Linked DNA regions of Homo sapiens: region 1 is linked to region 2. A link is an interaction called in ENCODE POLR2A ChIA-PET data of the cell type or tissue named here. Cell type or tissue: endothelial cell of umbilical vein. All regions are shown on one strand. Each heading gives the region's core, and the rest is flanking DNA. Links, peaks and the distances in the headings are about the cores only.

The links. Peaks named below come from ENCODE experiments on the same cell type or tissue, not always from the same donor. Only the 100,000 strongest peaks of a DNase experiment are listed, where the experiment ranks them.
Region 1: POLR2A ChIA-PET joins it to region 2 with 6 read pairs; 2 of 35 experiments call an interaction of 5 or more read pairs at or near these places.

Annotation. Positions count from the first base shown.
Region 1 is chr7:30,088,230-30,092,617 of GRCh38, forward strand. It overlaps a transcript of PLEKHA8 not described here. Among named protein-coding and RNA genes, the nearest start is that of MTURN, 45 kb to the right of the region's middle. In endothelial cell of umbilical vein, for the core only: no CTCF peak of the experiment used is centred there; a DNase peak (open chromatin) is centred at 2,082.
Region 2 is chr7:30,452,155-30,456,526 of GRCh38, forward strand. It overlaps NOD1 (nucleotide binding oligomerization domain containing 1), which reads right to left. Exons shown (of 14, transcript NM_006092.4): 5 at 2,983-3,157; 6 at 1-886. Among named protein-coding and RNA genes, the nearest start is that of NOD1, 24 kb to the right of the region's middle. In endothelial cell of umbilical vein, for the core only: no CTCF peak of the experiment used is centred there; a DNase peak (open chromatin) is centred at 1,947.

The DNA.
Region 1 (4,388 bases), core at 310-4,309, 360 kb before region 2:
TATTTTGTCTTTGCTAATGCACATGCAAAATGTTTGTATTTTATAGGTGCTTATATATATCAAATTATGAACGATTAGAATGCAAGGTCCAGCTCATGGTTCTCACCCTGTTTGTGCATTAGAATCACGGGAAGGACTCAAAAAACAAGCAAATAAGAAAAAATATATGTATCACTTATATCTGGGCATCTCCCAGACCACTAAAATCAGGCTTAGGAATGTGGCCTGTCACTGATGTTAAAATCTCCCCAGTGATTCTAATTTGCAGCCCAGAGTGAGAACCCCCAGAGCTGCTGGTTTAGTCCTTTAAAATTGTAATGTGGGATCTTTTAGGATAAATATGGCCAGATCACAGCCCCTTCATCCCCTAAAGCTGAACATAAAGAACAACCAGAATAAATAAAAATTCAAAAAGTAAAACTCAGTTAAAAAAAATTCACTAGCACCCAGGCAATGGAAGGAGCCCAACCTTGTTTTTGTGTCTTAAACTTCAAAAGATGATAGTCAAACAAAAAGACCAGATTTTTCTGGTAAGAAAGAAGAGCTCCTAATCCCACCCACTAGAGGGGATTGGCAAGATGCAGAACACTCATTGAAATTTAGGGTTTTGGAAAGAAGTTAATTGGTGAATAGGGGCAGGATGAGTATCTTTATCTCTTCCTTATTTTGAGTGGGGGTGTTGTAGGGTGGGGTGGGGGTGGGTTGTGGGATGGAGTTTGCTGGGGAGAGATGGGTGAAACAGAGGACTGGAACTAGCTCATCCCTGAATTAAGAGACAAACCCACATTCCAAAGGCTGTGTCCCCCGTACATACAGTAGATATGTCTCCTCTCCATTCAGAATTCACTGTGGTGCAGGACTTAACGCAAGTATCAGAAGACAGAGCAGAGTCCAGTCCTCTAGTAAAAGCCTCTATACACAGCTCCTTCCTCCTCCATACAGACACAAAGACACGAACAGGCTGGGCTCATATTTGGCTGGTACACACTAATGTGGCTGTGCTGGTTATTAAAATATCAAAATACTTCCACACCACGATGGAAAGAATCACTTATCCAAGTGTCTCATGCTGTTCTGGCCACCCCAGCCCCTCTCACAAGAAGCCCGCCCCCCCACTCCAGACCACCCCCACAGACCAGCAACTACAGGAGTAACATGTGGCCCAGAGCTATGACCAACCTCTGTTCTGTCTGCTCAATGTCTGTGACATGTTGATGCTTAAATATTTTCAGTGTCATCCATTAGGAAAGTACATAGAACACAACCCTATAGGGGAAGCGAAATAGATGCCAAACAAGATGGGAAATATGTCAAGGAGAATACACTGACACTGTATGAAAGCAAATACCTGGTCTGAACAGAGCTGCTCACCTTAAACATGAGCAAATGTAAGGAAGATGGCCTGGCAACTGTGTGAGTATGCTACAGCCAGAAAGGGGATGGGGGTGGAGTGGGAAACAGGTGAAACCAATATGGAAAAAAAGCTAGTCCAAGAAACAAAAGTTCCCACAGGTGTGTTGTGCTCTCAGAGAACTTAGAAAACATGAACTCAATAAAACAAGCACTCAGGAGCCAGTGAAACAACAGAATGAGATAAAAAGGCAGATGACAGAGATAAGAAAACTTCCCTAAAATAATATAGAACAAATAAATATATTCGAAATAGCAAAAAACATGGTTGAAAATGGAATTGATAACAGAAGAAAAGGCTTGAAATGATGCAGTGAATGAAGAATTTTAAAAACAGGGATTCGAGTAATTCCTGAAAGGATAAATGTAGGAGTATCGAGATATTCTGACATAAGAATAATTGGTGACCAAAAATAAAAAGGAACTAAAAAAGTATCTGGAGATAAAATACAGAAGATTTTTCCTGAAATGAAGGAAGGAATCTTTAGATTAAAAGAGTGCACTATGTTGTAGGAAATCCAACAGAAAACACTTGACACCAAAACATACCCTGATGAAGATCCTGAACTTCAAGAATGAAGAAAGAATTCCTCACCATTCAGGCAGAAAAAGCAAGTCACCAAGGGACCTCAAACTTCCTTTCCACAAGATTCTGTGACGGGAAACAATGGGGGAGTATTTCCGAAGTTCTGAGTAGGAAAAAAGAATGACTCAAATGTATTATTGCCAACCAAGTCGTCAAATCTAATGTCAAGTTCTCTTAAGCAGGTAAGAACTCAGAACATAATACCTGAGTGCCTTCTTAAGGAAACCATTTGATAGGAAAGATGAACCAAATAACTCAATGATGGATGAGCTGGTAGAAAAAAAGCTGGTGGTGAACCAAGGTCAAACTGGAAATTATAGTCACAGTATAGATATAGATTATAAATATTACAAACCCTAAGATAGCTAATAAATTGGGAATGGGAGAAGGGAGGATATAAGAGCACTAATGCCCTCTTATTTTCATAGCAGAGACTTGATACTGTCTCAACTTTTTTCAAAAACACAATTTCTTAAATTTTTTGGTAATCTTTTAAATAAACAGATTTCTAAAAAGAAATACGTATTGTTTCAGTTCACTTTAGTTTCTTGTCTTAAATACGAGCCAATTAGCTGAATGCTATTTATTTAAAAATAAATATGATAAGAAATAAATTAAAAATAAATATGATTTTACGTTTATAAAAATTCCTCAGCCCGGCATGGTGGCTCACACCTGTAATCCCAGTGCTTTGGGAGGCCAAGGCAGGAGGATCGCTTGAGCCAAGGAGTTTGAGACCAGCTTGGGCAACAGAGCAAGACCCCTTCTCTACAAAAAAATCTTTAAAAATTAGCCAGGCGTGATGGTGCATGCCTGTAGTTCCAACTACTCAGGAGAGTGAGGTGGGAAGATCGCTTGAGCCCAGGAGTTCAAGGCTGCAGGCCACTGCCCTCCAGTCCGGGCAATACAGCAAGACCCTATCTCTAAATATATATTTCCTCTATCTCTCTATCTCTGTAGAGACAAATCAAGAATTATATTCACCTAAAGTGGATTACGATTATTTTTAGGTGGGTATTGATTTTGTTTTACTCTTTTTTTTTTTTGTACTTTACTATATTGCTTGACTTTTGTTTGATGCCTATGATATCTTTTTATTTTTTAATGGAGGATGGGAGGTGTTTTTCTAAAAACAAGGTTAAAAATCATTGTAGAGTGTGGTGGACCCCCGGCAGGTGCTGCTCCTTATAATGACATTTGCTTCATAACTCCTATCAAGGTTCTTTAAAATTTCTAGCTTTATCTCACTACATTTTTTTTTCGCTGCTAATTTTTCTCATAAGCTGCTATTCCTTTACCCACACGAAGCTATTGCTCATCCAAACATTCCATTTTATACAACTCATTAAGGATTGGGACATTCTTTTGGGGCTAAAGGGAAAGACTGAATGCCAGTATGATACCTAGGGACTTGCCCAGTACATCTGAAATAAATGGAAAATTAGGGAAAAAAAGCCATTTGGAGTGGTTGACAGTCATCTTACAAGAAGCCAGAAAGACTCTTAGCAACATGGGGATTTTGCACATGAATTGGCTGCAGTTCACCGAAGGAGCTGAAAGATTTCTTTCTTTGTGCTTCTGTGAGTTTGGAAATGAAATGTCAATCCTTTCTCTGCCCAAGTGAAATTGCTGGGCCATAGAGCATTAGTTCAGCATTAGCTTATGCTGATCAAACCCAGCCATCCAGAGATGGCAGATGAGAGAATGGAGCAGTAAACTTTATTCCACACACGTTTGTTTTAAGGACCATTCAGCCTTATGTTCATAGAAGCCCGTGGAAGCCCTGTATTCTCTTGTGGCATGTATGTGAGCAACTAAGGACCCTGTCTCTGTGTGTTACACAAGACTTTTATAAAATCCCAAATCCTCAACTTGATTTGTATGAAAAGATGATCACAGGATTGTGGAGCTGGAAGACTCCTTCGTTCATAGTGGGAGTCATAGTAACTATTGCAAAAGATTGTTATAAGGATCAAGTCGGGAATTGTGCACAGTGTCTAGCACCAGGCAAGAGCTACAAAAACGGTGGTGGTAATAATAGTCGTTGTTATTGTTTGAAAGGGAAGTATGGCTCCATCCTGCCTGGAGTTTACCTGGTGGAATAAGCCTTTTCTTATTTGTTCCACTTGTCCCTGCCCTCACAGAAGATTCACTGCTGCCCCTAGTCTCCCCACTTTGCACTGTGTGTCACGGCACCTTCAAGTAGAAGACCCTCATCTAGTCATGTCTGTATGTGAATGTGGCACTACCATTTCCTTGCCTGAGCCCCGGAGCCAGCTGCAGTGCTCCACAGCTGTATCCCAGTTGGAGGATTCCAGAAGAATGGCTGAGCATTAGGATGCACCTGACACTCTCCATAGGACCCCATTCTCCATACTCCGGAGGACATCTG
Region 2 (4,372 bases), core at 1-4,000:
AGGGTCATCGTGCAGTCGGGCAGCTGTGGTGAGCCTTCAAAGGCAGCACGGAAGTGCTGGAAGCACCGGAAGATGATCCAGCAGAAGAGGGGCACAGAGCACAGGCTGCAGAGGTTGGGGTTGGCCTCCAGCTGGCTCAGCAGGCGGTCCTGCAGGGCCCGCTCGGGGAACATCCTCCTGGCATAGGCGCGCAGGTGGCTGGGGGAGAAGCCCCGGAGAAGCACCTTCTTCCGCAGGAACTGGCGCGGGACCTCGATGCCTGTGCGGGCTGTGAGCAGCTTGCTAGCCCCCTTGAGCAGCTTCCCACTGAGCAGGTTGGCCAGCAAGACCAGGGGGTGGGCAGGCTCCCAGGGGCAGGAGCTGTCAGGCACGCGGCTCAGGTCCAAGTCCGAGTGCAGCTCGTCCAGGCCATCGAAGGTGAAGAGGGCCACGTGGGGGAAGCGCAGCAGGAAGGCAAACACCTCCTCGGGGTCCCGCTCTGGGTAGCAGTAGTGCTTGAAGAGCAGGTCCTGCAGACACAGCCTGTCACTTTCCTTGAAGCAGCTGAACATGCGGCAGCGAAAGTGGAAGAAGAATTTGACCCCTGCGTCTAGCCGGCCCGTGGCCCAGAGGCTCTGCAGCCGCTGTAGCAGCATGGACTTGCCCACCCCAGCATCACCCAGGATGAAGATGGTCTCACCCTGCTCATTGAGGATGCCGGTGGTGTGGTCCAGGAGGCAGGCCAGGCTGTTCAGGCTGCCCAGGCTCTCATTGCTGAAGCCAACCAGCTCCATGATGGTGTCCATGTAGATCTCCTCCAGCAGCAGCTCCTCCTTCTGGGCATAGCACAGCACGAACTTGGAGTCACGGCCCAGATGGTGTCGCAGCTGCTGGGTATACCTGCTCACTGGAGGGAGGGGGTGGCAGGGCACAGCAGCAGGGTGAGGAGAGAGGCAGAAACAGCATCAAACAGGGAGGTCTCAAAGAGGAGAGGCGAGTGCATAAACAAAATTCACAACCTGGGCCCTGAGGCCAGCGCAGCCACTCCTCAGATGCAGGACCTGGGGAGCGTCACAGAGCCAGCATTCCTGACCCTGAGGGCCCCAGGCTTTGATCTCTCTGCTTGACCTCAGATTTGCCAGAAAGAAGGTGACAAACTTCAGCTGGGATCAGTGTCTGAGACAGGCCACCCTTATTCCTCCGCACAGTGTCATCACTGAACTGCAGCTAAACACTGAAGCCCCTCGCACTCGAGGGCCAGGCCAGATGGCCACGCTGGCCCTCCTCCACCAACACTGCTTTTTTGTTGTTAGAGATAGGGTCCTGCTCTGTCACTCAGGCTAGGGTGCAGTGACCCAATCATGCAGTCTCAAACTCCCAGGCTCAAGCAATCCTCCCACCTCAGCCTCCCAAGTAGCTGGGACACAGGCATATGCCACCAAGCCCAACTAATTTTTGTGTTTTTTTGTAGAGACGGGGTCTCGCCATGTTGCCCAGGCTGGTCTCAAATTCCTGGGTTCAAGCGATCTGCCCACCTCGGCCTCCCAAAGTGTTAGGGAGTGTTATATATTTGTCAGTAATTTTTAGTAAGTTTACAAAGTTGTGCAAACCTCACCACAGTCCAGGTCTAGAACATCTCTACCATCTTCCCAGAGTTTTCTGGAGCCTATTTGTAGCCAATCCCTGGGCCGTAGGCAACTACTGATTTGCTTTGTCTATAGATTTACCTTTTCTGGACATTTCATATAAACAGAATCATACAATATGTAGTCTTTTGTGTGAGACTGCTTGTAGAGTGAATTACACTGTAAAAGCTAGTAAAGTAGCTGGCTAACGGAACCAACAGAGAAGTCTTTCGAAAGAATGATTCCTCATGGGAATACTTTCTTTTTTTTTCATGGGGGAAGGAAACAAGGGGAGACAGGAAGGAGCAGACAGAGTCAGAAGCTAGCAGTGGCTGGCAGGCACCTGCAGGGGCTGTGGAAGCTGGAGCCTAGCACTGACACTCTGCCGGCTGGCCTTGTTTCCCCTAAGCACACACCTGTCTTGTGCTTCTGTTTCCAACAACATATTGGATTCTTTAAAAGGCAGGACTTAGGTCCTTGGTGCTGGTATGTTACCAACAGCTGTCTCAAAGTGGAGAGTTCAAAAGCAGGGAAAGAAGACTCCTGCCCCAGAGCAGATCCTGGCCCTAATGATATGTTCTCACATGCCTTGGACTGCCGCTGTCCTGACACATTTTTGAGATTGCTGACTGGTGGTCTCTTCCAGCTGACTTGAAGCTCCCTGAGGGCAGGAACCCTGTCTGTGTCTGCTCACCACTGTCTCCCTGACATCCAGCACAGTGTAGGGTCTTGGCATGTGGTGGATACAGCAAAAAATACTTATTGAACTAATCAGTTAACTGATGGGGTCTTCCATTAGTTTGGAAATAAGGACTGGCACTCAACGGTGACAGAATACTTTGCCTAGAATCAAACCTGGCAAGGCTTTTTAATTTTTTTCTTTCCTTTTTTAGAGACAGGGTCTCACTCTGTCACCCAGGCTGGAGTGTAGGGGCACAATCATAGCTCGCTGCAGCCTTAGACTCTGGGGCTCAAGCAGTCCTCTTGCCTCAGCCTCCTGAGTAGCTGGAACTACAGGTGTGTGCTACCATGTCCAGCTAAAGATTTTTTTAAAAGAAAAAAAAATACAACCTTGAATTTGTGCAACCATTAAAATGTCTACATATGTCAGAATAGGAAGAAAGCAAGGGGTCAGAACACAGGCCATTCCCATACTTCCAAAGGCCCCTCTATAAACCAGACCATCGAGGTGTGGGCAGTTCAATCGCAGCCACCTGGGCTGCACTTGGGAGACAGGATTCAGCTGTTCCTTTCTAAAATCAAAATAGCACCTGGGCCTGCTTCCTGAGGTGGCACTCAGGGCTGGCCCAGCCATTACCAAACCCCCCAGGGCCCTGCTTGCACTGGTGCCTGCGGTCTTGCTGGGGCTGACTCCTACCTGGGTCAGTGTTGACCACGACTTTGCTCTGAGTGAGCAGGGAAGGGGAGAAGCCGATCTCCAGCAGCCAAGGCCTGAGGTCCACGTAGGCATCTGCGAGTTGCTGGAGCAAGTAGAGGAAGAACTCGGACACCTCCTCGCCCTTGCTCTGTACCAGGTCCAGAATTTTGCGGACCTGGAGGTGACACAAGCATGAGGGCACGGGCTGGCATGAGGGGCATCCTCCTACCATAAGGACCCTCAGGCAGGCTCAGGGCAGGGCTCTGAGTTCTTAGTACAGCCGGTAGCTATGCCATCCCCCCAGCTGCTGTGACAGTCAACATATTGGAGCCCGAAAATCTGTGAAATGACCTCCTGAGCAAGAAATAAAACCACTCAGCTCTAAGAAACCAGGAGGCTTCCATGAGCCTAAAAATAAAAAGGACAGACAAATAGCCATGGACTTCTCTACCTCTTTTTTTTTTTTTTCTTTTTTGAGACAGAGTCTTGCTCTGTCACCCAGGCTGGAGGGCTGGAGTGCAATGGCACAATCTTGGCTCACTGCAACCTCCACCTCCCAGGTTCAAGGAATTCTCTTTCCTCAGCCTCCCAAGTGGCTGGGATTACAGGCACCCACCACCATGCCCGACTAATTTTTGTGTTTTTATTAGAGACGGGTTTTCCCCATGTTGGCCAGGCTGGTCTCAAACTCCTGACCTTAGGTGATCTGCCTGCCTCGGCCTCCCAAAGTGCTGGGATTACAGGCGTGAGCCACGGTGCCCAGCCTTCTCCTTGTCCCTCTTAACCTGACACAACTGCTGTGCAGGAATGAGAGTGGAGAGGTGAGAACCACCCCTTGGGCATAATGAGGTAGGCACCTGGGCCACACAGTAGGAGGGCGATAGGCCATATATTAAAAACGGCTTTTTTTCTTGTTAAAAATGTGGGAAAACAAATCAAGAGAAGAGAACAAAGCACACGAGTGTGCTACTGCTTCCCCCAGAAACCGTCCTGGTCTCTTCTGAGTCCCAGCGGGGTCATGTCATAAATGAGTTGTGTCATTCCTCTAACCAAGAAGGAATTTGTGGTCTCCATTTTATTTTTCAGGAGATAACGCAAAGCGTAAGTGGAAGTAAGGGCTGTTAAGGCGTCCCACAGTGGAGCGGGGAAGATTCTTCACTGTGGACCCACCGTGGGATGTCATCATTCCTGACCCTGAGTCGGTTCCCCTCCGAGTCTCACCCAGCAACAAGCAGCCCTCCAGCCTTCAGAGGCACTGAATGAACATCGCTGCTGGGGATGCTCTTATGCTTATGTTCTTTTTCCCTCCTAATTTAAAGGGGATCTAAAAATGAAGTGTCTGGGAACCAATACACACAGCAATGAGAACTGAGATGTCAGGGTTTGCTCC